Linked DNA regions of Mus musculus: regions 2, 3 and 4 are each linked to region 1. A link is a loop called in an ENCODE intact Hi-C map of the cell type or tissue named here. Cell type or tissue: heart. All regions are shown on one strand. Each heading gives the region's core, and the rest is flanking DNA. Links, peaks and the distances in the headings are about the cores only.

What was found. Peaks named below come from ENCODE experiments on the same cell type or tissue, not always from the same donor. Only the 100,000 strongest peaks of a DNase experiment are listed, where the experiment ranks them.
Region 2: it touches region 1 in a loop (3-fold over the local background); 2 of 42 quality-filtered maps call a loop at or near these places.
Region 3: it touches region 1 in a loop (2.2-fold over the local background); 10 of 42 quality-filtered maps call a loop at or near these places.
Region 4: a loop joins it to region 1, with 2.8 times the contacts of the local background. A loop is called at or near these places in 2 of 42 quality-filtered maps.

The regions. Positions count from the first base shown.
Region 1 is chr1:64,915,972-64,923,529 of GRCm38, forward strand. It overlaps Plekhm3 (pleckstrin homology domain containing, family M, member 3), which reads right to left. Exons shown (of 8, transcript NM_001039493.1): 3 at 5,579-6,511. Among named protein-coding and RNA genes, the nearest start is that of Gm51628, 33 kb to the left of the region's middle. In heart, for the core only: a CTCF peak has its summit at 3,135 (motif pointing left); a DNase peak (open chromatin) is centred at 3,430; H3K4me3 peaks cover 295 bases; H3K27ac peaks cover 286 bases.
Region 2 is chr1:63,655,426-63,662,983 of GRCm38, forward strand. Dytn (dystrotelin) reads right to left here. Exons shown (of 15, transcript NM_001081658.1): 9 at 5,714-5,825; 10 at 3,445-3,590. Among named protein-coding and RNA genes, the nearest start is that of Dytn, 28 kb to the right of the region's middle. In heart, for the core only: CTCF peaks have their summits at 2,761 and 4,315; no DNase peak of the experiment used is centred there; H3K27me3 peaks cover 675 bases.
Region 3 is chr1:64,982,010-64,989,567 of GRCm38, forward strand. No RefSeq gene overlaps it. Among named protein-coding and RNA genes, the nearest start is that of Gm24788, 16 kb to the right of the region's middle. In heart, for the core only: a CTCF peak has its summit at 4,368 (motif pointing left); no DNase peak of the experiment used is centred there.
Region 4 is chr1:65,005,831-65,013,388 of GRCm38, forward strand. Akr1cl (aldo-keto reductase family 1, member C-like) reads right to left here. Exons shown (of 10, transcript NM_027582.4): 10 at 7,248-7,479. The coding sequence ends at 7,437. Among named protein-coding and RNA genes, the nearest start is that of Gm24788, 8.1 kb to the left of the region's middle. In heart, for the core only: a CTCF peak has its summit at 4,535 (motif pointing left); no DNase peak of the experiment used is centred there.

The DNA.
Region 1 (7,558 bases), core at 1,081-6,080:
GGGGGCTTAAAATGATTTGTTTTTGCAGCTGTAACAGAGTTAAATTAGGGATTTATCTTCAGCTTAGCTAGTTGAGCATATATAAGGTGGGGGTGCATTCATTATCTGCCTGGAGGCCTTTGGTTGTCTTCCCAAAGCTTCCAGCATCCTTAAGGTCCTGAGTTACACCAACAAACAGCCAGATCTGATCTTCAAGTAATCAAGTCTGGTTTCTCAGGAACTGAGAGCCACTGAAAAAGGGGTTTGTTTCTGCCTCCAAATCCCCCTCCCCCAACATGTAAATGCTATTGGTATAAGGACATTTTTTTTTCCCTTCAAGCAATTGAGCAAAGAATTTGGGGGGGGGGGGAATCTTAGAGCAAACACAACTTCCAGACAACCATTCCCACACGTTAAAAACAGCAGAAAGCACGTGCAATCCCTTTTCCCCCTTGTTCTATCGACCCCCAGAAGGAACGGGGAGCTGACCCCAAAGATAGATCTCTGCAAAGCCTGTACTAAAAAAGTCTAACTCTTCCTTACCTGCTTGTCTGTGTCTGGGAGCAAAGGGGAGCAGAGAAGTAACCAAGACAGAGAGAGCAAAGGGAGAAGGAAAGAAGCAGTAAGGTGAGGCAAAGGAAAACTGGAATACAGTTCACACAAAAATGAACGGGGCACGCACACAGCAGGGTGCAGGGATGCTCCACATCCCAGGTCCTAACAACAAACTTCTTTTTCAGAGGTTCATTGTCAATCAATTAGCCAAGGCAACAGGGGTCTGTGAGATGGGGGTGCCCAGGGAAACAATGGGCTACCCTGTTGTATTACTATTTAATCACTTTTACTAAATAAATAGAGCAGCCCCGAGGTGCTGTCCTGTCAAGGGAATTTATAACAACAACAAACAACAACAACAACAACACACACACACACACACACAGAGGGAGGAAAAAGCCTTCATTTTCATTGGTCATTACTTTTTTCCTTCAGGACAAGAGAGGGTTATTACTGTAGCCTTAAGTCCCATCTTTGTGCTTCTTGCCTTTGATTCCCATTCGGACCCTGCCACTTTCTGGCACTAATTTGTCAGGCTGAACAAAGAGGGGATTTGTACCTCCTGTAAGGTCTCAATTAGGAATGGCTTCTGCTGTATTATGTGCCATTCAGAAGAGACACAATGCCGGTAATTACAGGAATTTGCACTAAATGGCTGAAGAATTCACAGCAAAACTTTTCCCCCCTTTGAGTTTACCCCTCCCAGGGCTGCAGGGGAAGAAAAAGGAAAGCAACAGCTCTTGATGCCAGAGATGCACAGTCACCAACAGCAGTCCTCAGAGGTTAAACAGCAGCCAGGGAACAGACCATAAAACCGGCAGAGGGAAGCACCGGAGGCAGCCCTAAGCCCACTCTTGGTCCCTTCCCACATTCAACTTCAGTCCCACTCATGAGCACTGCCCTAAGTGGGCCATCCAAATCACACCCAGACTACAGAACAGTCTCACGAGGAACAGTTTTGAAGGTGAGCACTGCATCCCTGTCACACCATATAGTCACAGGCTCTTGAAACTATTGTACTCAATTGCTAGGTTTCTTAATTGCTGGAAACTTAACTGTGTGCCCCAAAACCAAGAAAACGATGTATCTGCTGAGTAGGTACACATGTCAAATTCCTAAAGAAAACAAGCATGTTTTAATCTAATGTACATGGCAGTTATGAAAACCAAATTTAGAAACACTTATGGCCATATACTAGATATTTTAATAAACTGAACAATCACCTTTTAAGCATTAATATTTTTAAATCACAGGTTCCTTATTGTCAAATACAATGCTGAATTCCAGCCTGTGTTTCACTAAAGAAGCACACCTCATTTTCTATCGTAGACGCTTTTGACAGAGGCCATAGAAAAGCATCCCCAAATAACACTTCTGCAGCACCTCGCCCAGCATGCATTGCTCTGCTCAAGAACTTTCTGTGACGTCATGGTCAAACATGAAGTTCATCTGCATTGAGTGCCTTTTTTATAGTCCAGAAATGATCTTCTACAGTCCTACCTGGCTCTACCTACCTCTGACGGCTCGGGGATCTGGAATGTGGCTGTCACATCTGTGAATCTGGTCGTGGCTGCTATTTGGCAGTTACCAATGTTATTATTTAATATCTAACATTCCTAGCTGCCTACAGTCTAATGAGGGAAGGGGTTACGTCCACATTTCTAACACTCTGACCTCAGGCACAGCCATGCACTTGGCAAGCAGAGAATAAGCAAACGAGCACAGGAATGGGTTCTCAGCCGTCAGGAGGTGGGACTGGAGAGCTCAGGGGTCCTCAGGAGACTGGCGTGAACATGGTTAGCTTTCTGGAGAGCTCAGGGGTACCCAGGAGACAGACTTGAACATGGTTAGGCTTCTGTAGCAAGGGCTTGCTAAGCAGCCACGGAGCTGGAAAGGAAGCTATGCAGCTAGCACACACAACTATCCTAAGTCTAAGCATGAGCCAAGAAATATGGAGTTATGGCTCCCCATATAGCTTCAAAACCATAACCTCAGGCATCCTGGTATGGTCATGCTCCATTTTCTCTGTAGGAACTGTTTAAAACTTAAGAGACCTAAGAAGTCTTCACTTAGAGAAAGAATTTAGTGAAACAGGACCAACGGTCCATATTTTATATATGTAAAAGCCAATATTTGTAGCTCCTCTAAATAGCAACCAAATGACAACAGAATTAAGAGCCTACTCAGTGCAACCTTATTCATCCAAAATATTTAATGGGGGAGGGACTAAGTAAACATTAAAAACTTAACAGTCTAAAGAGATACACTAAAGCCATGAAAGTCTGTGAATTTGCTTCTCAATGAGTGCATGAAGTCCAATGTGCTAAACTGACTGGCAGCCTGGAAGGCAGACATGCTAGTTCTCTAGCTGCTTTTCCACCCGGTCTGTGTCATCAGCACACAGTTACAAAAAGCAAAGCAAGTGATTTAAATCACCAATGCTGAGAGAAGCATGGATCCTTAAAAGGGCCATCTGCTATAGCAACCTCTTGGACGACTAACAGCCTCCCACTAATTTAAAAAACATTCAGGTTTGTATAACAAAGCTTTTTCTTTTCTTTTCTTTTTCTTTTTCTTTTGAGACTCTGCCCCCTACAGGACACACAGAATAATTCCCAACCTGAGGCAGAAAAACAATCTTCCTGGTTTAGCACTGGGAACGAAAATGCCTGCAAACCACATATGCTGTAAAGGGAGTGAACTGGTTTTACTCTTGAATGCAGTACACTGTACGTTACACACTTACAAGTTAGCGGTCTCTCTGAGTTAGAAACGCACCTGCACCCCATCGGACTGCCAAGCCGAAGCATGAAGCACCAGCTGCGCAAGCGAGCAACCCAATTCCACTTGTAACCCTGTGCTGAGCTCCCTGCTCTCCGTACTCAGCTACCCCCAACAGTCCAGATTTATCAAGCTCCAAATTTAGACAGCCAAGGGATGCGTCGTGTCACAGGGAACTGGGTGACAGACACTGCCAGAAAGGTCTGCTCTCACCCATTATGTAATACTTTCCCTCTTCTTCGCTTCCTTCTTCGGGCCTCGGCTCCTCGCTTTGCCTTTCCCTGTTTTTCTCTCTCCAAGCTTTAGTTGCACTGGGCCTGCTCTCCAACACTCCCTTTACTCAATGCAATGCAACATATGGGCAATGCATGCTCCTTCAGGAAGCAAACTGAGAGACAGGTGAGAAGTGTTAACTGAGTGGCAGCCTTCACAGCCCACGCAGGGCTTTCTTCATTCTCTTACTATACAGTCTCTTAAGGCAGAGACTCCAGTGACTAACTTGAGAACAAGGCTGGGCTAGTCTCCTATTTTCCAATTACAAGGAATTTATGGACTCTATCAGCAATCTAATGTCACACAAGTAAGTATATTATGAATTCAGGATGCCTATCCTGTAAGCAATTAGTAGAGTATTACTGAATGCCTGAATTCCAAAATATAATAATATAGGCACCAAAAAAACACTGAAATGCTAACAATTTCAAGAATAAGTAAAATAAATAAATGACAAATTAAACAAACCAAAACTACTAAAGGTAGTATTTTCTTATCAAAAACACTTCCAAAAGTAGTTAACTGGTTCAGCACAGGTCTGCTCTTGTCATATATACAGACACACACACATTACCTCCTATGGCTTCTATGCTGGCTCTCAACGTGTTTTTGTTTTCTGAGACAGGTTTTCATGATCAATCCTAGACTGGTCTCAAACTGGCAATCCTCCTGCCTCGAAGCCTTCCCAGTGTTAGAACTACAGGTGGCACATCTGCTTGTGCTGGTATTTCTGGCTCAGAGTTTCCCCTTTTGCCATCCTCACTGCAAAGTTCCTATGCACAGTCACTAAGACCCTCCTTAAAGTCCATTGTTTTCCGATAGAAAGGTGGCCATCGTGACTCTAGTGAATTTAAAATGTAGGTTTTCATTCTGACCATCACCATTTGCTTTTTTCAATGCAGGGCAAGAACAGAGCATAAACTCTTGGCTGGTGGTGAGATCTTTTCACTTTTAAACGCATATTTATAAGTCTACAATGCTTGAATTAAAAATTTCTCCATCAGGCTTCCAATTAAGTCTGTCTTTGTGGTAAGTTATCATCACAAATGAAAGGGAGGTAACTTTAATTTAGCTTAGTAGGTGAACAAATCTGGTTTAGGGGGAGGTCTTTTCTCACCTTTCTCTTCCTATTTCAGTGTTTGTGAGAGGCGAGGAGAATGGGGATAAAGAGGAATAGCACTGTTGAAGAGCTCTGAGTGAGGTCCACTCTGTCAATCTTACAGTGTTCCAGGGACACTGGGCTTCTTCCCCTCCTATCTCAGCAGTCATCTGCTCTTCACCCTCTTTTGGCCATCCCCACGCTGTCCTCAATACTGACTTTATAGAGTCTACTGGAACAAGATTTGACAAGGTCATGATCAATTTCAGCTGCTAGCTAGGAACAACATTTGCCTTGCCTAAGGAATGTCAGTAGTTAGCTGGGATGCAAAGTTCTGTCATGAAACAATCTGTGACATGCACAGTTACAGTGATCATTATTCAAGAAGGCAGAGGAGATAGAATCCTGCTGACTCAGGAGGCCTAAATCCCATCCTGGCCAGGCATTGGCCAAGTCATTGTGATTCACTGAGGTAAGCATAGCTGCTTCTGTTTACATTACCAAAGGGCATTAGGATGGATAGATTTTGTTCGGTTTGGTTTATTTTTGAAAAAAGGCCTCACACTGTAACACAGTAGCCCTGACAGACCTGATACTTGATACGTAGCCCACACTAGCTTCCAACCTAACTTAGCCCCCTGTGCACTACTTAGATTTTATTTTATTTTATTTATTTATTTTATCTCACTTCACAGCCCTAGCTGACCTGGCACCCAGCATATTTTTAATGCAGTAAGTACACTTCTTAGAGAAGAGATGCTTTTGATATACAGACAATTGTAACACCAACATCTACATTGTTGAATGAGAAGGGTTAAAGGTGAAATGCCACATAGGGCTTGGGGAAGGAAGCTCCAGCATGAGCATCAGGCTAGATGAAATGTTTCATACCTGCACATTTGAAACTCTGAGCAGTGAGTCCTCGCTCCAAAGACAGCGTGGTCAGGATGCTCAGGAAGCTGGTGGTCACAGACTGGCGTTTGTTCTTCCGCAGCTCGCGGCCATCTAGCTGATCCTTGGGCTTGTTCCGCAGTGTGACTTGCAGGTTTTGCTCAGAACTCCTTGCAGCGTTGGCTGCTGTCTTCAGAGCCTCCATCCATTCCTGAGCCCTCTGTCGGGTCTCAGCCCGGAGGCGGAGGACATCCTGGGGAAAAATGACTTGAAAGCAAGAGTCACAACCATCCAGGTTGTCTATCTGCACAGCCAGACACACATCCACATTGTAGCTCAACAGGGGATCTTCGTCTAGCTTGCCGGGGTGGAAAGCCATAAGATAGGCCTTGCTCAGCACAAATGTAAAGGCCTTCCAGTTGTTTTGGACAGTCAGTCTGTAGAGTGTCCCTGATTTGAGGATATTTTGGTACTGTTTGGGGCTATCCAAGACAGGGGAGGCCAGCAGCCCACTGGATTTCTTCTGTAAACAGTGGTTCTGTGCACAGTCACCATGATGGATGAGTCCTGGAGAGTTTGCCATCTCACCCTGCCGTCCCATGTAATTGGGTACAGCAGCATGCACGACTTCCCAGAGCTTCTGCCCCCAGTCCAATGCCTCCCATGGAGACTCTGCCTTTAGCTGCAGTTGAGAATTGTCATAGAGAACAGTGTCTACCATCCTAGCTTCAAGATTGCCTAAAACAGAGATGCTCTGGAAGTGGGAAAGCTGGTATGTGGCATACAGGTTTTGATTGCCACTGCTATCAAGGCTGTAGAAGTTTAAGTTGTAGGGTGAGAGTTCTGCATAACAGCTCTGCCAGTAACTGTCATGGTTCTTCCTGATCTCCAGATAACCCTTCTTCAGGATGTTTGGGAATGTCTGCTTGTGTTCTGGAAAGAAAAAAAGAAAAGTCAAAGTAATAATTAATTATGAGAAAACAGGCACATAAAACCAATCACATTGGGGTGGGAGCGTGGCATCTTTCTGGTTCAGATAAAACAAAATAGTGACATTCTACGTGGCACCCAACTGGCAAGACATATCTGGGAAATGTTTTACCCCGAGGTAATGAACAAGCGCAAGAGTACATAGGGAGCACACGATGCCGCTGTGACGCAGGGGCCTGGGTGCCACACAGAAATGCCGAGAAAGCTGTGAACAAAGCACGTGTGTCCTGTGCATCAGCCACATTGCCAGGTCCTCCCTTTGTATGTAAATTCCATAGAGCTCCAGGACACAAGAGCGCACTCCTGCACACAAGCTACTTCCCTGCTTAGACTCCCATCTTTTCCTAGGTTGGGGAAGCCAGAAGGGGAGAACAGAAAGAGTGTGAACTGTGCTGTTTAGAAACTCCTGTTCCTCAGGCAAGTTCATCAGCCCTAAAGACAGCAGCGGGCCCTTCTGTGCAGCACCATCTCTACCCTTGGCTCAGCTGCATCACCTCCGAGGTCTCTCCTCAGGCGGCAGTTTTCTCTCGAGTCCACGGTGCTTGTGCTGTGCCCTCGGCTTATGAGGTTCTGTGCCACTGCTTCAGTAAGCGACTACACACTTACCTTTCCTCCCACTCCTCTCGCCTTCCCTCATCTTATCGGTAGGCACACGGCCCTGGTCAGTATCAGGCAGCCCTACAATAATATTCCTCTACCACAGGCTTTTATCAGACTAGGTTATCTAAGCTATTTAATGGTCAAGCAAACGGTATTTTAAAGTTTGTTTTTTCAAGCCTGTCTTCACTAACGGAGTAAGATCTCAATTCCTTTCTACAGTACAGCACACAGGACAACACCTTATCACTACAAAAACAGGTCCTTAGTAAATATAATATTGTTAGGTAGGTATAGGTATACTTGTAATGTCAGCACTGGAAAAACTGAGGCAGGAGGATCACAGAGCTCATGAGTTCAAGGACAGCCTGCTACACACTGAGAACCATTCTA
Region 2 (7,558 bases), core at 1,191-6,190, 1.3 Mb before region 1:
TGAAAAAAAAAGCCAGCCCAGAATAGACTGTGTGAAAGATATTTGTTTACAGTGTGAAGCTGGAACAAGACAGCAACACCCACCCCCAGTCCAACGGCAACTTGAAGAGGCATGTGTGGGACAACCTTTATCTCCGTCTCTACATATCTGTAAGTGCTACAGTGGCACCTTGAGTTTTGATTTTGGATTACATATAAGAGTTTGCAAGTAGGTGAATGTGTAAGCCCTGAACCTGTGTATGATTAGGAATGGTGGATCAGTTTCACTGTATAAATCCCTGCATTATAAAATGAATTGCTTAGGGCAGGAAGCAGCCTAGAAGCTACTGTTTTGTATAAAGTAGAATAAGCAGTATGTAGCTTGAGCGCCACAGACAGGTAGTTCACACGAGAGAATATGATGCTAAATAAACCTGTTAAAAAAGATTGTAACCTCACTGTCATCACTGGGGAGAAGCGAGCCTGGCCTCTATGAAAACAAAGCTAATCTCACGGAGTCTTGGGTAGAAGGACAGCAATCATGTGATGATACACTCCGCCAAGGCTTGCAAGGATGCAGGACAGCTGTGGGAGCCTCAGCCCCACCCAAGCTTTCCATTGTAGACTAGCTCATGCCCAGGACTGCCCATGAACAAGGCCAATACATTCCCGAGCCAATCTATGACCTCTGGTACCCTTCTTAACTAGGCCTATGACCCACTCCCTGCTCATGCCATTTTAGTCTATGTTAATGTTATCCCGTTCAGCTTTCTGGCACACTTTCTGTTTGTTTAGATCTTGTTTTTCATACTTACTGACATAGCATAATTTTTATTCTATGTCTCTCTCTCTCTCTCTTTTTGTTAAGCTTGCCCATAGTTTCTCTATAAAATAATCTAGGTTGTAAATGAGAGTTTCATGAAATTTCTAGCTGGTTATTGCTAGGAGAGTGAAGAGCTGTCAATTTTATGCAAATTTCTTTCATGTTCTACTATCAATCAAAGCCTTAATTCTAGTGTTTTCTGCTAAGTTCCTCTGGTTTCCTAGGGGGTTATATCAACTGCAGAGGCAAGTGTTTTCATCTTCTTTTCCTCGGCATTTTAATTTTGTTTTTTATTACATTTGCAAGAACTTCCCCCAAATATTTAATAAGGGTAATGTCTGACATCTCACTTTCAATTACGCTCTTATAAATAAAAGTTATTGTTGATGTGCACAGTCATGTGTAAAGCAAATCTATAGCAAAAGGAAGGAGGCATCTTCTCGTGCAGATTGCTTGCTGAATTATTAAACCAATCCAGTGCTGTCACGTGGCAAAAAGCATTACCTTAGAAGATGAGCATCCCTGATTTGCCAGCTTAATAGGGAGCAAGGGGGACTCTTTGCCTGTGATCATATTTGTGAAATTATAACATGCACATTCCTTTCCCAGACTGGTGACCAGTCAGAGTTTCTGAGTTCATGAATACCCGGACCAAGCTGAAAACTACATAATGCTATCTGGGGGTCTAGCCATATTTATTATACCTGGAGTAGATCAGATATAATACAAAGAGTTTAAGTGAATTTTAGTGTTGTACAGCCCTTGAAATCCCCTCTGTTGATCTTGTCCCCACAAATATTATGTTGAGAGAGTGAAAGACAGGCTTTTGTGCAATGAGGTGAAGAAAGTAAGTCACAGTAAAAAGGCCCCATGCTGCTGGATGAGGCCAAGGCTTCTCTGTCTGTTCCAGCTCCTAGCAAACTCCAGCAGTTTGTATTTTCCTTCACCCTGATTCTAAGAATGCACACTTGCTAATGCTCCTGAGAAGGATGCGAGCAAGCTATCAAAATGATGGCTTGTGGGGTTGGAGGAAAGCTCAGTGGGTAGAGTTGCTTGCCTTACACACAAGAGGCTCTCCGTCTGAATTTCAACCCCTCATTTAAATAGCCCAGTGTGAGGGCATGTACCTTCATCCCAGCACTGGGAAAGAGACAGAGGCTCTTGGGCTCATTGGCTGGATAGACAGCAACGTTATTTGGCAAGTTTCAGGCCAGTTGAGAGAGAACTATCACAAACAAGGGGAGGGGGCACTGGAGAAATGGCTAAATGGTTAAGAGCACTGGGTTCTTCCAGAGGACAGGGGTTCGATTCTCAGCACCCTGGCAGCTCACAAACATTGCAACACCAGTTTCATGGGATCCAATGTCCCCTTCTGGAATACATGAACACTGGGCATGCATATGGCACTGCAGACAAAACCCCATACACATGCAAATAAATAAATACAACATTTTAAAGGAAAAATTTGGACAGTGTCTAGAGAATAACACTTGAAGTTTTCCTCTGCCCTCCATATTGACATGTGATTGTGCCCCAAAACACATGGGCATCTGTACACATATTATATGAGTGTGTGTGTGTGTGTGCGTGCATATATATATATGCACACACACCCAAAAATTATAGTTTACATCAGAAGTGGTGGGAATACATCTGTAATTTCAGCACTGTGTAGGTGAAATAAAATGGGTGGTTAGTTAAGAGGCTAGCCTGGGTCACACATTGAATTCATACCAAAAAAAGCAAAGCAAGACAAGACAACAGAACACAATGTAATGATTATTTGGAGGTTAATGACAGGGGACGCTTTACCATTTAGGGCAGTCGAACAGAAGAATGAGAAATTTCATCTATAGCATAAGTCTGGTTTCACCGGTGTTGAAGTGCAAATAGCACTTGCAGAGCAGTTACTCAAACAATCTTCTAAGCCCCTGATGCCTTGCAAGAGCAATTACTTTCGTGGCCACTACGTGGCACTGTTGCCTCTAAGTTCTCTATAAACCTAAAGGCTGTAAAAAGTAATTGCATCTTTACCCTCTTCCCATCCTTGCCCTCCATAGAGGCCTTAGCTGAACATCTGCTGCTGGGCCTCACGAATGATCCAAACACTGAGAATTAGTAGCTGTTGAGTTCTCAGCCTGTGTATCTCCTCCTCCAAGGTTCAGGGAATATCACAGAAGTGGAAGCAGAAAGGATCTAAAAGAAAGAGAACGGGGTGGAGGGGTGGACCACCATCTTCCAGGCTTGCCACCGGTGACGATCTGCACAGGAGACCTGCTCAGGATTGGCCCCACCAGCATTTCGTGACCAGGGGAAGAGAGGTTCTGGAGACCCCACACCTCCCAGAGATTTATATATTCAGTTAAAGGTTGGAGGGGGGTGAGAAAGAAACAAACACGAAACATGAAAGGAGGAAGATATGAAAGTAGAAAGAGGACTCTGGAAAAGGAAAGGGGTAGCAGGACGAATAGGAGACAAGAGAAGGTAAAATGGCAAATAATGGTAAAATATATAAGTGTATGAAAATACTATAATAAACCCATGATATATAATTAACATACGGTAATGAAAATAAACTTAGAAGAGAGAAAACCTGTGGCTGTAATCTATGCTGGCTGTGTCAGCAGCACCCACACTACGCACCTGGCTGGCCCGTGGCTAGCTGAGTCCCTTGAAGCCAGCTGGTCCAGCAGCCACTGTCTCCCCACAGCTCCTACCCTCTGGCGTTTCTGAGGCAGGTTGTTTCTGAGACTCCTGAAGAGGAGTTTTGTATTCTCTGTTGCTGACATCTGTGGAAATGAACAATATTGAAAGGTGCCCTTGAGGGGTAGACAAGATGGCTCACTGGGTAACCTGACCACCTGAGTTTGACCCTCTATCCATATGGTGGAAAGAAAAAACTGGTGTCCACAACTTGTCCTCTGACTTCCACGTGTTGGCTGTTGGCACACATGCACACCCGCACACAAATGAATAAAAGTCATAAAATCAGGCCAGTAAAAAAAAAAATTAAAGAGCATCAGATCAGTTCAAGCCTGATCTTTCCTTATCCATTGGTAATGACCTGCTGCACTATCAAAGCTTTGCTAGCTATTTCTTCTATTGTTGGTGGTTGGGAAAAATAATCTTCCTTGCTCCTAGAATTTCCTCATACCCTTCATGTATAAACCTGCATGTAGCACAACTCTCCAGGCTGAATTCCCCAACTGCGTCAATAAATAACTGCTTCTTAAAGAGAATGGGGATTCTAAAAACTGTAAGAAGGGACATCGGACTGAGTTTATGGTTGCTAACATTTGGAGATGTGGGTTCCTTTAAGAATAAGGTGATGACTTGTGGATTCATGTCTAGGAACACCCTCCCCAGTTTGCTACTGTATACAATTTCAGTAGGTAGTGGGTGACCCTAAATCCACCCATCCTGCCCACCTAAGCAACTTCAGGGAAAAGAAACAACCATATTCAATTTGAGGACTCCAGTTCTTAAGAATAAAAGTCTATTAACAAGATGACCACACGGTGTCACTATAACACCGTCAAGTCGCAGGCTTCCAGGGCCAGAAAGGTATTCCGAAGCAATGAACTAAGTAAGGCAAAGCTGGAGCAGTTTAGCAAGGCTGTGTATGCTCCAGAGGAAACGTATTTGGAAAAATTCAGGCGCCTGCTTTTCCTGGATGGACTTTGATCTTGAAGAGAGAATCGGAAAGAACTGGGAAGCTGCCTTTGGTGAAAGCAATCCAACTGCAGCCTTCACTACAGTGATGCTGAGAGGAACTTCGTTGTACAGATTCACCCGAAATCAGTGGTTAAAAAAGACAATGTTTTCTCACTCCTCAGGCACCCCAACTGCCACCCACCCCCCTAAGAAGAGCAAAATGCTTTTGTATTTTTGTATTTTTCTTTTTTCTTAGACTTAAATGCACTTGCTGATTACTAATGATTTTCTTTAAAAGAATCGAGAGTTGTGAAGTTTTACTTTTTCAGCAAAAACCTAGTTAAGTTCTTTTTCCTTTTTATTCCAAAGGGAAAGAAAAGAGATACTTGAAATCTAGGACTCGGGGAAAGTCGTATTAAAGCCTTTACAAAGAATGACCACAACCAGAAGGTTTGCTGTGTCATCTCCAGCAAATCAACACCCTTCTTCTTCTTCATCCATTCCAGGTGCTAATGCCTGCTCCTTGTAACTTTGACAGATGTTTCCTAGTAGATAGCATGAGATCAATGGTCATAATGTAGCCCATTAAGCCTTTTCTTGTTCCCAAAAACATTTATAAAAACCTGAGATGTAAACAAAGCACATTTATGTTTAATCTCATGGCATGTATCAATCATAAAAAAAAAAAACAACAAAAGTCATTATGACTTTTTTCCTACAGTGCATACTACTATTCTGTCACACGGGAGCCCTTTTACACTGAGAAAAGTTGATGGTTAAGCCGGCCCTTTCCAGTGTCTTAAGTGTTAACTGAAAGAAGAAAAGTTTCTTTTTAATTAGTTATCTTATTTATGTATATTTCAAATGTTGTCCCCTTCCTGGTCTCCCCTTTGCAAGCCCCCATCCCATCTCTCTCTCTCCTTTGCTTCTAAGAGGATGCTCACCCACCCACCCATTCACTCCTGCCTCACTCCTCTAGTATTCCTCTACACTGGTGCATCAAGCCTCCACAGGACCAAGGGCCTCTCCTCCCATTGATGCCCGACATATGTAGCCGGAGCCATGGACTTATCCATGTATACTCTTTGGTTGGTGGTTTCGTCCCTGGGAGCTCCAATGAATCCAGTTAGTTTATATTGTTGCTCTTTCTATGGGGTTGCAATCTCCTTCGGCTCAGAAGGAACGGTTTTTAAATGTAATGTCTTGTAAGGACAGTAAGGGGGCAGGGAATTTTTTTCCACACTGCCTTAGATGTTACCTGGACACATTCCTCCATCACAGTGTGTGACTTCTCGTGGGAATTTTTGTGGAGACCAGATAAGAAACACAGCTCACAGATGTCAAAGTCCAGGCACTTTAGACAATGGTATCTGCCAATTGAAATGGAAGAACAGCTTATGCCACTTTCAGTAGGAGAGCAAACAGGTGATATTCAAGTAGAGAATGAGCACCCACAAACATACAAGGGGTGCCTTCTTGGCCTTGCAAAACTTTTGTGTAGCTTTGAAAATTAGTCAGCACACTTTAAGTGGGAAGGCACTCCCCTTTGTTACACAATGTACAAGATGGAAAAGACAAGGGTTTTTAATAAGGATTATTTGATGAACTATGCAGCACTGTTGACAGTTACAGGGAATTGTCTGGACAGTATGCTAATTACCCTTAAGTGTGTTCCTTCATGTTCTGAAATCACCTTCAGAGTTACAAGAAAGACGGCTGAGTGGATAATACAACTAGTTTGTTGATAATTTTAACAAAGCTTTTTCTACCATCTCATCTCAGTCTTCTATGACTTATTTTGTATAGAACATAAATGAGAACCCATCTATCTAGAACTTAATTCTTGTAGTAGGGACAACCTTTGATCCTTATGCCTTGTCTTCCCCATCCATCCCTCCCTCCTTCCCTCTCTCCCTCCTGAGTCCTGCCACACCACAGAGCCTATAGGCTGATGTTGGATGCCTTCTCCAATAACTCTTCCATGCTATTTTCTGAGATGAGGTCTCTCACAGAGTCTGGAGCTGACCCATTTGTCTAGACTTGCCACCAACCCCCAGGGGTCCTCCTGACTCTGTTTCCAGTTGTTTTTTTTCCCCATAGCTTCTGAGGAAGAGGACTTAGTCCCCACACTTGCAATGTGAATGCTTTATCCATTGAGCCATGTCCCAGACCCCCTTTCTCCCCATAGGGGAGTGAGTGGACCTTTCATTCTTCCTGTGCCTTCTGAGCACCATGGTGACTTCTGCTCTGTGGTTGCTTCTTCATCTGTCTCCTTGGAACTAAAGCAGTTGCTTGAGTTTTGAGAGCCAAAGCCACAAGTTTAAGGCTAAGGCTATAATATATATATATATAAAAACAAGTGTTAAGAGACTTCTCTCAAAGAAGCCACCGACATTCCTGGAGTCAGCCATCCTTAGCTCACCGACAATCTTTCTAAGTTTAACTTCATTTTTTTTTCAGCAGACAAAGGCATGTTATACAGAATTCTGACACATTTCATTATACGTGTTGCTATTTTCTTGGTGGCCTGAGCAAGTCACTTAAAAGTCACATTAAAAAAAAAAACCATGATATTCAATCTTATAAAATAGTGATTATGAGGGGAAAAACTTATTTCAGTGTAAAAAATTGTACTTTATGTAATTTCGAATTAATTCTCTATCTGGCTGAGACACACAATGGTTATATAAAGAACACCTTTCTGTAGTTTAATGGTTAAATTATTGTAATGCATGCACTGTGATAAATTACATCCATATTTTGACACCGTCCATTATAAGAAAAGATTGTTTTTCACTATAATATAAAGATTTCTTTGGTCCTGCATGCTTGTTTCCCCATTGATTCGGTTCATTGTTTCAAACTATTATACGTAAAGAGGGTTTTATGAGTCAAACTTCGTTGCCTTCTCCAAATCCCTTGTGAATTCAACCTAGCTTCTCAGCAAACTTCAAACTTGATTTGAAGATTTCTAGTGGACTCAGCAGACCTGTTTCAGCCCATGAGAAACGTGTTTCACATCTAAACTGGTGAAGATCAGGAAATACAAGAAGAGAAAGGGACCAAATGGGCCAATGAGAAGCCCTGGGGCTCTGACCTCCTT
Region 3 (7,558 bases), core at 1,369-6,368, 66 kb after region 1:
CTTTTACCCACTTCAATTCTTATCCCACTCCCAAAACTGTTTCTGGATTGTCCAAAGTGATAGGTAATAAAGAGAAAAACACAGTAGCACTCACTCTTGACCCCTCATACCTCTTAATTTTGTAGTTGCCTTTTCAGAATCACAAAATAAAGAGCTATTTTCCTGCAATTTCCCTCCTTCAAAATATTTGGATAATACACAAGGGTGACTAAATGGATAGTTCGAATCCACCGTGAAGACGGCCAGACGGTGAAGAAAAGAGAACGGAGAGAACAGGAGTGCAAATGTCCTTGGAGTACCTGGAAATGACACCTGGCAGCCAGCAACCTTTTGTGCGTCTTTGTTGCACTGTTTTCCCCACAGCGGGCTTTCAAGGGTAGCTTTATTACACTGATTACTAAATTAGTGTTGGATTTAATGAGAGAGATCTGTCCTTTTATTTGTGCCTTTTCCCTTCTTCTTCTTCTTACTTAAAAAAAGAAAAAGGATCAGCATCACAAAAGCTTTGTACGTTTCTAGTTTGCTTTTGATGATGTGACCATTTGCTCTCATCCATCTCCATGGTAATAGGGCTTCTTCCACCCCCACTTCCCCAGCCTCCCAGCCTGGGAGGCTTCTGGAGGGAGTCGAGGAGAGGTACACGTTAAAATAATGCAGAGAAACAAATTGGTCTCTGTAAATAGGCCCTATCTTCAAAGCCTTTGAATTTTCTTCAGAATATGATCCATTTTTTCCCTGAACATGAAAATAGGACTATTGCAGATAAAATATTTGAAAGTAAAAAATTTGCATCTTAACAAATACATCTCAGTAAGTATCTGTATTCCAAAATAAGACTCAAACAGGATTTTTAAAATTAGAAAAGGCTCAGGCCTTATTCGGCCCAGGATGTAGCTACTTGAGGAAACCGTGGAGCTAGGATTTATGTCTCCCCACAAGATAACCTTTGCTCTGTTCTTATTATGGCAACAATACCAGTCATGATGTTAGTAACATTAGCTATAGCGCATATTGATAACGAATACAAACATATCAAGAGATAATAAGTATAAGACACACTGAAAATGAAAAGCAATTGTTATGCCCATAGTGAACAACCTTTTATTATAACTCACAGGGGTTTGCTGTAGATTGAGACAAGGTCACATGGTGTAGCCCTGACTGGCCTCCAATTCACAAAGATCCTCCACCTCAGCTGGCTTTTAACTTGACTTTTTTTTTTTAAATCGATTTTGTAAAATTTTTAAAAATCATGTTATTTTAAATAATAAATGCATAGAACTAGCTTACTATTCCTAAAGATGATTTCTACACACACACACACACACACACACACACACACACACACACACGCACATATAGTGGTATGTAAAATAAAAGATAACAGCACTGGTGATCTCTGAGCGGCTGTACTTGTTCATAGTTTTTTTGGCTGGTAATGTAGTGCAGTTGGTAGAACGTTTATCTAGCTTGGGTTGGATCTCCAGTGTTGCAGAAAATGGGGTGTGGTGGTACAAGACTATAACTCCAGCACTCTGGAGCAAGTAGGAGGAAGAAATTTAAAGGTATTCCTTGGCTATGTAGTAAGCTGGAGACCAGCCTGGGATACATGAGACCCTTCCTCAAAGGAAAGAAAAATGTTTTTGTGTTTAAATATTTTTTACTATAAAGTTTGCATTATTTTTTACATAAGGAAAATGTTTTTTTGTTTTTAGGGGAAACTCCATATTTGATGCTTAAAAACATAAATCATAGGTCTGGTAAAAGGGCAAGGGCGCGGCCAACAAAGGTGCCTGACACCAAGTCTGAAGACCTGAGTTAGGACCAGGGAGCCAGCCGCATGGTGGGAGGAGAGATCTGACTCTCTACAGCTGCCTTCTGATTCACACCACGCATGACCTGACATGTTCATGTCTACACGTAAAATAGATAAGTGTGTTCAACAGTTTAAATTGCTCATACCTGGCCCAATCTTCCTGTTCTTTTCCTATAAACTATGAAATAATCTATGTTGCAAATCAGCTGTAGACACCAGCCCTGTTCTGTCTAGTATGAGTTGGTGCTGGGAATGAAGTGGCTGGTTTCTCTTTCACAAAATGGTGGTGGATCCCACTCAGCCAGGGACAGATTGGCTGATTCTACCTGAACATTTGGTAAAAATGTACTTTTAACCTAAGTCTTGGAAAGCATTTCCTAGCCCTCAACTCACTGAAGGCCTCATTAAGATATTTCGTTTGTTTTAAAGACCTTTCAAGTCCTCTGAAGGTTCGCTAGATGCCCCAGTGTAGGGGAACCGAGGGCAGGAAGGTGGGTGTGGGTGGGTGGGTAGAGGAACACCCTCATAGAAGCAGGGAGAGGGAGGATATGATGGGTGTTTCTGGGAGGGAGGGAAACCAGGAAAGGGGATAACATTTGAAATGTAAATAAAGAAAATATCCAATATAAACAAACAAACAAACAAACAAACAAACAAACGACTTTTCATAGGTCTACAAACAAAACCCAATGATCAATTGCACCTAGGGGATTATGGGACACTTTCTGGAAATAAACAATATGCAAGGCAGACCACAGTATCACACATGGGGTAAGGTCCCTGGAGCATTGTGGGCAGACGCTAAGGGAAGGTACTATGATCCTAAATCAAAGATGCCTCCAGGGCTTGGGTGTAACACGAAACTCAGCCAACCAGGGAAGCAAAGAAGAACCTGCTGCTAGTTAGACGGTCACCTCAGCTCCAAGTGTGAACTACTGGGAACGACTGTCTTTTGGCATTGTTCTCTCTACTTGATTATAGTTCAAATCAACTGGACCCATCAGCTTTCTTACTGACTTATTTATTCTTATTTTATGTGCTTGGTGTTTCACCTACATATATGTCTGTGTGAGAGTGTCAGATCCTCTGGAACTGGAGTTACTGAGAGTTTCGAGTTATATGGGTGCTGGGAGTTGAACCTGGGTACTCTGAAAGAGCAGCCAGTGCTCTTGACTGCTGAGCCGTCTTTCCAGCCTCAAAGGCCTTTTAATTTCAACACTAATATTGCTTTAATCACTGCTACAGAAAGCTAGTGCTTGAAACCTTGAGAAAGGATCCAATGAGCACTTACTACAAATTTTTATACATCTTAAAGATTTTCCTGGAAACAAGACTGATTGGAATGGGAGGAATATAGTAACAGAAAATAGAGCTTATGCCGAGACAGTGAAACTGAGTGGGAAAAGTCTGTCCTGATTAAGGGGTTCTCTTGCTCCAAACTCTCCAAGTCTGAAAGACCATCTACCCGTGGCTCTTCTCTTCTCTTCTCTTCATGCCAGAATTCAGCCCACCAGCAACTCTTCACATTGTCTTTCCAAAGCATCTGTCATTCCTTGACTTCCTACCTTTCCTCCACATCAGACCCTCCATCTCAGGGTCTCAGAGTCTCAGGGTCTCAGCCGCAATATCTCTTATATAAGCAGCACAATGGCTTTCGATGCATCTCTCCCTCTGACCCTCACTCCCACCCATTTTCACCATGGCAGCCAGATGCAAAGCGTCCATCAGACCATGCACACTCTATCCCGGCTAAAAAGGCATCCTTTCCGCAGAATGCAGAGCAAATTCCTTTCACCTCCAGTGCCTACCCTGTGTAGACATGGCTGACCTGCCTCTTCTCCCATTTCTTCTCCTGCTCCGTGGATCTCCATGATACTTTTTGCTCTCCAGATGTCCCCTGTGTGTACATAGACCCTGCACAAAGGACTCTCCTTGTTTTGTGTTCTTTTATTCATACATCTACCACCAATTATTTTAATTTCCCACAGCATGCAAGTGTGCTCAAATGCACTATTGCAGGAGGGCTTTCCCCCCCACACACGCGCACACACACACACACACACACACACACACCTTACTGAAAATAGCATCTTGAGCCTCCTCTCCTTCCTTTGCCTTTATGCTCCTTATCATGAGCTGAAATTATAATATACTATTTAATGAGTTTGCCTTTTGTCTCTGTCTCTGGAAGGCAAACTGTGCAAGGAAGACTGTGGTCTTTCTTATTACCCTTTCTCGAAGTAGTTCTTTACTTATATGAACGACTCAACACATATACCTGTGGAATGAATTTATGATTTCATCTTAATCCTTTCTTCTCCTGTGAACAATTTTGGGAATGAAGGCTACTGGGATGCCTGGGGACAGTATGTCAGGAAGCCAGCTGTGCTAAGTGACATGCTGCATGTCTGTCATGAGTCAACGTTTCCGTGGTGCCTGTGGGTATTTAGGCTGTAATCTCTGTGGTGCAGAGCTGAGCACCTAAACAATGCTGTATGAAATGCTGTGAAACAGCCTGCAATCCTCTACGTAAGTGCATGCCGCCCCCTGTAGGTGGTTATCTTGTTGAAGCTGGAGACTCACTCTGTTCTACAAATGATTTGAATGTACATCATCTATAAACTAAGTGCTGAAAGGATTGAGTAAGGTTTGTGATTTCCAATTTAATCCTCGGATCGGGTTCTGCGATTCCAATGCACATGTGTGTGTGCGTTCATTTGAAATATCTAGCAGTTATCAGACTTGAGAAATGTCAGTTCTTTCCAAGTTAGTTTATCGCAACTCCAGTGAAAATATGTAACACTAATTATTATTTTGTTTCTTTTTATTTTGAGGAAGAGTCTCACCATTTAGCCCTGTCTGGTTTGGAATACACAGAGATCCATCTATGTCTGCCACCATGGCTAGATTATTTATTTTTATTTTTAGCTACGTATATGGATGTGTAAGTCTATGCATATGAGTGCAGATTCCTGCCAAGCCCAGAGGCACTGGACTGCCCAGGAGCTGGAGTCATAGGTGACAGTAAATTGTCTGATGTTGGTGCTGGGAACTGATCTTGGGTTTTTTGGAAGAACTCCTGCCTCTCTTTTATTTTTCTTTATTTCTTATAGAACTGAGCACGTTGTTTCTGAGCCTTACATGAAAAAGATAAGAAAGATAGGAAAGAATAGTTAAAGGAGTAATAAAAGCAGGTATCCTGGTAGAGCCTGACCTTGCTAGATGCTAAGATAAGCTGCAAAACTCCTTCCTATATTTAACACAGTCCCTATTCTTGGAAGGGATGATTTGGCATAAATTCCTGTCAGTTGTCCCCAGCTCAACATTTAAATCTCAATTTTAACAAAAAACAAGTTTTCTAATGCTAACTCATGCTAAATATGTATAGGAAAACCAGGGTTTCAAAATCACCCAGGGAACCATTCAGATAGCATGAGTGTTCATTATTACTATACTGGGATTTACTGTGCTATAATAACCATAGTAATGGAACAACAGCAGAGCAAAGACACCCGCAGGGTCCTTCAAACTCTCCCCGCTGGCATGGAACCTGAGTAGTATTCTTTCATTTGGTTGTTCTCAGCAATAGATTGGTTTGGGGCCCAGATTCACCTGGGTAGACTCTCAAATGAAGGATTGTCTAAACTGGTTTTGGCTTGTGGGCATACCTGCAGGAGACTGTTCTAATTAATTTAAGTGATTTGAGAAAACCCAGCCCAGTGTGGGTGGCTCCACTCCCTATTCAGGAGGCCTGAGCTTTGTAAGAGTTGCTCAAGTCCAGTTGAGTGCAGGCAGGCAGATGAGCATTTGTGCAATCACTTCTCTTTGCTCTTGACAATGATGTGATGTTGTGATCTGTTCCAAGTTCCTACTGCCTTGATTTTCCCTACATATTAGACCATGCCTGGAGTTGCAAGCATTAACAACAGCCTTTCTTTCTCTTAAGTCATTGTTTGTTTGTTTTGTTTTGAGACAGACACTCTCTGGATGACCTGCAACTTGCCATGTGAAGGAACCAAGCTAGTCTTGAACTCATGGAGATCTTCCTGCCTCTACCTCTGAGTGCTAGGATTAGAAGCATGTGCCACCATGCCTGGCTTCTAAATTGCTTTTGATCACAGCATAAAACAAGGAGTTTTATCACAGCAGTGGAAATAGATCACACAGCAACAGCCATTCCCCCCACCTATCTGACCTATGTGCAGAATGTCTCAGGCATTGTACTAGTGTCTGCTTGCTCCTGATACACCAATCTTCAGAATTCTTGACGAAGAAATTACAGTTCTGAAGAGATTCCCAAAATCTTCTAAGTTATCCTGTGGTGGGTTTTTGTTGTTGTTGTTGTTTTTGTCAGTTTATTTTGTCTTTTTGTTTTAGTGCCTTCTTTCCATGTTTTGCTGGGTAGTTTTTGTTTAGAGTCATCCAGGAAGATGGAATGCCAGCTGAAGAATTGCCTCTGTCTAAATGCCTGTGAGGCAAGTCTGTGGGCAGTTTTCCTGGTTGATGACTGACATTGAAGGTCCCTGTGAAGCCACCACTGGGCAGGTGGTTCTGGGCTGTTTAAGAAAGAGGGCTGAGTAAGCCAGTAAACCATGTTCCTTCAGGGCCAGCCTCTGCTTCAGTTCCTGCCCCACTTACCTCAGTGATGGACTACAATGTGGCTAAATTAACCCTTCCCTTCCTTAAGCTGGCTTGACCAGAGTATTAGATCATAGACCACAGCAACAGAGAGCAAGCTAACACAAAGACATTTAACTGGCAGTGACTGCCCATTGTGGTAAATACTGAGACCTTTCTACTGTGAAAAAAAACATGTTAAAGTTTCTAATATGTTCTGGAAAACCAGAGCCCAAATAAGCTAAACCAAAAATAAAATGGTGCTGATAAATGCATGGGTTTGGGGTTTATTTATTGTACTGGCATACATAGGTTGGAATGATCTGGCATTCCAATGATGTATGAAAATGATTGTTACCTGGCAAAGACAATGGGTAACAAAGAATGTGAAAACAAGGAAACTTAATGCAAGATAATCGCTGAATTAAATGAAATGATAATAGGACAAATGTTTGAAATTAAAGGTTATGGCTTTGGTTTGAGACAGGGTCTCATGCAACCCAGACTAGCCTTGGACTCTGTAGCCTAGGATGACCCTGAACTGCAGCCCAGGCTGACCCCAGACTCTGTAGCTGACGGTAACCCTGAGTTGCTTGATCCTCCTCGTCCTCCTGACTCTGCCTCCCAAGTGCTAAGACTTCAGGCTTGTGCCTCTACTTAATAGTTATCTTGTTTCATATTCATTTTTATTTATGTGTGTGTGCACGTGCGTGCGCATGCATGCATGGGAGGCTAGAGGCATATATCAGACTGCCTGAAACTTGAGTTACAGGCACTTGGTTACAGGAACCAAACTCTGGTCTCTGGCAGAACACCAAGCATTCTTAACCGCTGAGCCCTCTCTCCAGCCCTAAAGTTATCTTTTTAAAAACAAAATTTAAAGGGACATTTTTCAACCCCCATTCACCCCATTTACGATTCAAGAAATAGCCAAAAAATTATAAGCAACCTGCATGCCTACTAAGTGATGGATGGATTTGTAAAAGTGTGCCACAAACACACAAGAAACACCAGAGCCGAAGGGAGAATGAAATTCTGGCAGAGCTAGCGATCGTTGTATCGAATAAGCCAGAAAGACAGACGTACCACACAGTCTCACCCGCTCACAGAATCTAAACATGTGGA
Region 4 (7,558 bases), core at 1,507-6,506, 90 kb after region 1:
TTACAACAGGAGACTTCGCTGTGCCTCTCTCAATGAAGTGAAGATCAGCTAAGACATGAAACCATTGATGTGTTGCAAAGCTAGCTATGCAAGCCAGCTTCCACCAGTGTCCATTGAGTCCTGTTTATACTCCCTTCAAACATCACGTGTCCTCCACAGGTCTTGCCTTGTTACGTGTATTGCCTTAGCATGTGGGTCTGTCTTAGCAAAATTCCATGTGAGTCTGTTTCAGCTGGTATCATTCTGCCAATCAGCCTGAGTCTGAGGAATTGGCAAGAAGCCGTTAGAACACCCCAGAGGTTTTTTGGTGCATTTCTCTCTATGGAGTCACAACAAACGGAGCTCAGCAGTTCATTGTAAGGTGAAACAATACATGATGTGCTGTTAGCAAAGAATCCTTCATCACTCATCCTTTCACGTGCTTGCTTTAGCAAGATATCCTTTCACCTGTATGCACTTCAGGAAAACACTCCTTCATGTGTTTGCCCCAGCAAAACACCATCTGACACAACTGACTCGCCAAAAAAACCCTAAGTTTCCACTTCACAGGACCTCTGGAAGAGCAGTCAGTGCACTTACCTGCTGAGCCATCTCTCCAGCCCTAGGTTTCTATTTTAAGCACTCACCTTTGTCTTTGGTTTTAATTTTACATTAAGTGATTGAAAATGCCATCAAAATTTCACTCTTGTTCAAAATGTAAACTAGAAAACTTTTGAAGTTGAAAATGTATTTTCAGCCGGGCGTGGTGTTGTGCGCCTTTAATTCCAGCACTCGGAAGGCAGAGGCAGGCAGATTTCTGAGTTCGAGGCCAGCCTGGTCTACAAAGTGAGTTCCAGGACAGCCAGGGCTATACAGAGAAACTCTATCTTGAAAAACAAAAACAAAAACAACAACAACAACAACAACAACAAAAAACAACAAAAAGAAAGAAAGAGAGAGAGAGAGAGAAAGAGAGAGAAATGTATTTTCAAGACTTTAACCGTTAAAAAAAAAATCTGGAGAGCTGGCTCAACAAGTAAAGAAAGATCCCTGCTGTCAAGACTGACGGCCAGAACTGGATCCCTGAGACCCACACGGTAGAGGAAGGGAACTGATTCCTGAAGCTGGTTCTCATGTGTGCTGCGTCCTGTTCAGGTGGGTACACATACGTAAGCACACATGAAAATAGTAAATAAAAATGTAATTTTAAAAACTGGAGCGTTGGGTCAGTGGTTAACAGCATGCATAGCTGGGCACTTGAGCCCAGTTCCCAGCTCCTCAGGTTAGGTTCCTCCCAACAGCCTGTGTCTCCAGTCTTGGCGGGATCTAATCCCTGCCCGTGGACACCTCATGTACACACACCCCTATCCAGACTCATACACACAGACATAATTAAAAATTAAAAAAAATATTATTAAAGATTTATTTATTATATATACAGAGTTCTGTCTGCATGTATGTCTGCAGGCCAAAAGAGGGCACCAGATCTCATTAAAGATGGTTGTGAGCCACTATGCGGTTGCTGGGAATTGAACTGGGGACCTCTGAAAGAGCAGTCAGTGCTCTTAAACTCGGAACCATCTTTCCAGTTCCTAAAAAATATTTTTAAAGCAATAAAAATTTTAAAAGAAAGACTTGAACAGACATGCAAGAAAATAAGAGATTCATTTAAAACAAAACAAAACAAAACAAAACTAGCACACAGTTTTAGGGAAAAGAGCTGCTGAATTTGGTGTCCTGTACATCTGTTATGACAAAAATCTCTGACATAAACCACTCAAGGGAGGGAGGCTCAGTTGAGTCCATGAACTGAGATGTTACAATCTTTTGTGGTGGGAAAAGCCGGTGGAGGAGTAGGCTGCCCACCCAGGGGCAGACAGGAAGCAGAGAGAGAACAGAGATCAACCCAAAACAATAAGAAGCCCATCCCCCACCCCAGAAACTCACCTCCTCCAGGTAGGTCCCCCTTTTATAAAGCCCCAGATAGTCTCCAATAGCATCACCTCCTGGTGGTCAACTCTCCAATAGTGAGCCATCTGGGGACCACTTTATTCCCAGATCATATCAAGCCTTCATTGTCAGTTTGGTTCCCAGGAAGAAAGTTCAATAACTTTGTTCGTATTATGATGGGAACAAAAACTGCAGAATTGAGTTCTTTAAAAAGTGAGAAAGTGGTTATTTGTAGTGCATTGACACTAAAGAAAAGTTCAATTCTGATCTATGAAATGGAGAATACTACACTGACTGGCTAATAATACAATACACAAGAAACTTCAGAAGCTGTAAGAGCCTACAAGGAGTACTTTGTTTCCAAGGTCTGTGCTACACCGTAAACATACATAGTAACTGTGACTAGCCACCCTACACTCCATTTCCTGAGACTGTGAGGCAGGAATTAGAGCCAGCTGCCTCCTTTTTAATGGGACAAGTGCCGCTGCCCTTGGCTTAACTCTCTGCAAATGCTCCCAGGCTCCCTGGTCTAGCTTGGTCCCTTCCTCCTCTTTACCAGTTCTTTGTCCATAAGGAGGCACGGTCCAAGTGTACCAAGATGGCTAGAAGCCTTCCACGGGTCCTCATTATCTGGAAGTTCTTGGCATTCGGTTCTACGTTCCTAGTGTCCCGTCTGCTTGTTGCCTCCACTCGCCCCTTTATGCTGACAGCCACATTGCCCACTGTGGACCACACTCTCCCTTGTGTTGCCATGGTGCCAGCATCAATGTCCTTCTGTTCTATTGTTATATTCTCATGCATATTTTATGAAACATCTCAAAAGTTATCTTATAGCGAAATAGAAAATCTCCCTCCCAGAATTCATACCTAATCAAGGGGAGCCCACATGTTTCCTGCCCTGTGTCTCCACAACGCTTCACAGTAACCGCAGTTAGTTGTGGTCTCACTAAATCCATCATGCATCCAACAGAACTCAAACACCAGGTCAATGCAGATGACAGAAATTTATTGTCATCAAGCCTTTACTAATCGATAAGGGCCGCAGAACAGCTGGACTATCATCTGGAAGGGATACAGCATATTTAAAGAATAAGACCACAGAGCAATGGGGGAATAGGGTGGGTTATAGCATTGCCTGGTTGTATTTTGACATGAGGGGCTGAGCGAGGGAGTTTCCATTAATCAGGATGGAAGTTGGTCCCTGGGACTGGGAATATGAACTTGTTTGACCCTGCCAGCAAGGTGGAGACATTGTCCTTGAGATGTCTGGACGCAGACAACTGTTTCCTTATAACAGAAGCTGTGCAGCCTATTGGGGAGTCCCCAGCTGCCCTAGGGCCTGAGAGCTTAAGTTCAGTTTGTCCGTTAAATGGAGTCTGAAAACAAAATGGTAGTACTGAGGATAAGTCTCTCTTGCTTGTTCTCAACACATTTGATATCAGTTATGGATCAGACTCCCTGGCTAGACTCTGAGGAAAGGCCCCACGTAGCTCTTCTTGACATTTCCAGAGCCCTGATGTGATGCGATACAAACTCACATGGTGTTTTGCTGAGGTAAGACCTGTGGGAGGACATGTGATGTTTGCAGAGAGTATCAACAGGATTCACCAGACAGTAACAGCGGGCTCGCAGTTAGCCTTGTAACACTTTGTTGGTCTCACGTCTTTGCTGACTTTCACTTCTTTGAGAGAAGCATGGCAGGGAACGTCTTCTGGTGTCCCAGCTGGTCCTGGTCACTCCCACTGACATGTGCTGATTTGGTAGAGAGAGGCCTGGCTGTTTCTGCTAGGCGATGCCACTGCCGCTGATTCATGTTTGGCATCCTGATACTACCAAACTGGAATGCTGGTTCCCTGATCACAGAGATTGGAATGGCCCCAAAGAACAACTTCTAAACAGGTCCACACACCCTTATTCTATTTACCATCCTTTCTCTCCTACGTTTGGATGGTGGACTAGAAGCGGGGGTTGAAGCGTTTGAGAACCCTTATTAAAAGTAGGTTTTTGAGAAATCTGAGCGTGCAGAACCCAATAACACAAAAGGCACAAGTAATATCACTACCCAATCAAAGACTGGTTAAAAAGCTCTCATATATAAATGTAACTTATTCTGCGGTCCCGCTGTCACATTAACCTGGGCACTTCCCCAGACATGAGGAATTTGTTCCATTGTTCCTGCCCACAAAACTGGGGCATCTAGCTCTCTGATTGGAGGCATTATTGTTAACTATTTTTATAATATATCTTTACTATGGTTCATTTAAATGTGATGGAAATATGTGTCCTCCCAACCCAGGCCTCAGCTTTCCTTGATCTATATTCATTTCCCAGGTATACCAATTGCCAAAACAGGTGCTGACCCCCCACATGGTGGGCTGTATTAATCAGGATGTTAATCTCTATGCAGCAGAGCTGTGACATTTACAAAACAGTCACTGATTTTTTTCTCACGTAAACTCCAAATTACCAAGACATATCTGGAAAGTTTAGACATCTCCAGACCGTGCCCTGTGAGAAGCGGAGTGAGCATGAATCATAAGGTCACCAAACTTACTTGTTTCCCTCTAGTGGGAAAGCAGCGTTGATGCTTGCCTATAGTGGGAGGTTTCTAGCGCCACCTAGTGGTTTTCTCGTGCTTCCTACAATGGTGCTGTTTCAGGGAACTGTGTTCATGTAATAAACCTTCTAAAACAAACAAAGAAACAAACGAAAAACAACAACAACAACAACAACAACAACAACAACAACAACAACAAAAGTAGCCAGGCGGTGGTGGCGCACACCTTTAATCCCAGCACTTGGGAGGCAGAGGCAGGCGGATTTCTGAGTTCGAGGCCAGCCTGGTCTACAAAGTGATTTCCAGGACAGCCAGGGCTATTCAGAGAAACCCTGTCTCCGAGACAAAAAACAAGACAAAACCAAAACCAAAACCAACCCTTCTAATGTTCTCAGACATTCTGATTTATGGGAAGGCTTTGGGTTCTTTAACCTCACAAAGGCTTGTTTGCTGTGGGCATGACAAATAGATCCAAAGGCAACTTAAACTCCCTGGTGTCAGGTATTCATGTCCACTCAGATAAGTCCCCTGAACCGAGAATGGTCACGACCAGTGAAAAAAGATTCCATTATATTTTTGTAAATTTTCTGTTATTCATTAATGTTTTGTATACGTCTGATGTAAATCATATCCTATTAAAGACAAGACTACTAGATTATAAAATGTATTGTATGAAAGTATATATTACTTTATGTACATTTTTATTTCAGTATGCAATTTTCCTTACTACAGCGGTAGAAAGCATGTTCTTCCACTTGTTCAAATCTTAGTATTTGTCTTCAATATCTTATTATTTTCTCTGTAGTCAATGTTAAATTTACTCATAGGTATTTTGAGTTAGTATCAAAATGAAAGTTTTGATAATATTCCAACTGTAGGTGCTTTGCCTCAAAGTCTGTGTGTTTGTGTTGTATCTAAGTTAGCTACAAAGATCTCTGATGCATTCTAAGATTTTTTTTTTTTTTTTTACTCAGATCTCTTGAGTACAAGTAAAATGTAAAAATATACAAAGTCCAATCTTTTGGGTAAAATGACTGAATATCATTCATAAAGTCTACAAATACCATGACTGGAAAAATTTGGCAGGTAGTAGGGATACAAGGGAGCCTGTTTTGAAAAATACCAAGTTCCAGGTGTCCCTTACATAGAAGCAAGGCTGTGGAGTATTATCTGGGAAAGCTGTGCTATGGATACTGACTTAGGGTTTCTCAGTCCATAGATGGTGCTTAAACCCATGAATACATCTGCGGTCATCAGGAGAGATAGTAAATTTAAAAGCTAACCCAAGATTCAAGGGCAGGTGAAAGTAATGCCTCCTCTCACTTAAGGAAGGGATTCTTCAGGTACATGGATGTGATGTGGGATGAGCAGGTTGGGTAGTTATGTGTCTCCTGAGGGTGGTGGCTTCAGAAAGCCTCTGGTACAGTGGTTCTCCACCTTCCTAGCACTGTGACCCTTAGATACAGTTCCTCATGGCGTAGAGATCTTCAACCACAACATTATGTCATTGCTAATTCACTACTGTTGATTTGCTATGAATCTTAATGTAAATATGATAGACAGCATATCTGGTATGTGACCTCAAAGGGCTGAGAACCAATGCTCTGGGACATGACAAAACTTGCCAAAAGAAGGGCATGATTAAAAGTACCTATGTCCACGGCTGGTGAGCTGGCTCAGTGGTCAAGAGCATTGACTGCTCTTCCAGAGGTCCTGAGTTCAAGTCCCAACAACCACATGATGGCTTATAACCATCTGTAATGAGATCCGATGCTCTCTTCTGGTGTGTCTGAAGACAGCTACAGTGTACTCATACACATAAAATAACTTAAAAAAAAAACAAGTACCCATGTCCTTAACAACCCTTGTTGTTGACTACTGCTCACGGCACTGTCTTGTGCTTTGCAAGATGAAATGAAGGTTTAGAGCCTCAAAACTCGCTGATAAACTTTATCCTCCTGAATTTATTCAAAATGATTGTGCGCTTTTGTAAACGAGACTGCAAAAGGCTAATGGCTTTTGAAAGTGTCCTGTTACATCTATTTGCTGTTTTCAAACGGTTTAAGTTTGAAGACTTTGTCTTAAATGCATTATTTACCATTTAAATAGTGCATCACGAATAATGAATTTGAGATTATTTTGTGTTTTACATGTATACTTGTGTCATTTTTGAGATATTTGAAAGAGAGCTGGCAAGGTGGCTCAGCTGGGAAAAGAGCTTGTCACACAAGCCGGACTTCAGTCCCGGGATACATGGTGGAAGGAGAGACCCCCTCCGCTGGGTTGTCCTCTCGCTGCCATTCATGTCCCCACAATCACACTCATCACACACAATAATAATGATAATCAATAAAAATATTTGAAATGATAATGCATATCAAATTCAAGTTTATTTCTAAAATTAAGCAAGTTGGATACAGCGTAAGTATTTAGCAGTTTTTCACCTGTCAGTGAATTTGGTTTTCAGCCTCTTGATTAATTCCTAGCAGTACTGGCACGAATCCCTTTATTTACGTAGACTTTAGGTTCAACCCTCAACTCTGGCTCTTGGGAGGAATGTTCTCTTTTGTCTATATGGTAAACCTATCAACATATGCATGCATCTCAAGCAGAGGACTGTTCAAGTCCCCTTTCAACTCCACACCCCCAACCGCTAATCCTTGCAAGATGGCTGCTCACTCCCTTCCCTGTCAACACTCAAATTCTAGTTTACTTCAGTGACTCAGATGGAAACAGACCATACAAATAAAAGACATGGTGGTTACATGTACCTCATAGACCAAAACTTTATTGTCTTCAAAGTATCACAAAACACCATGGCCACCCCTCTCCATCCAGTTCAGTGTGGGTTGACGGTGATGTCGACGTCGACCAGAGGTGATGCTGATCAACATCCACAGCATCTCCCACATTGCTCCCTCTGAGCGATGTCACAACAAAGGCTTCCGCGTTAATATTCATCCAAAAATGGATAATTGGGGTGAGCAGAAATACTGAAACGGTAGTGCGGGCTCAGATTGTAGAAGGAATGACTCTCCTGATCATTACCACAATAGAATGTTTCTATTTACT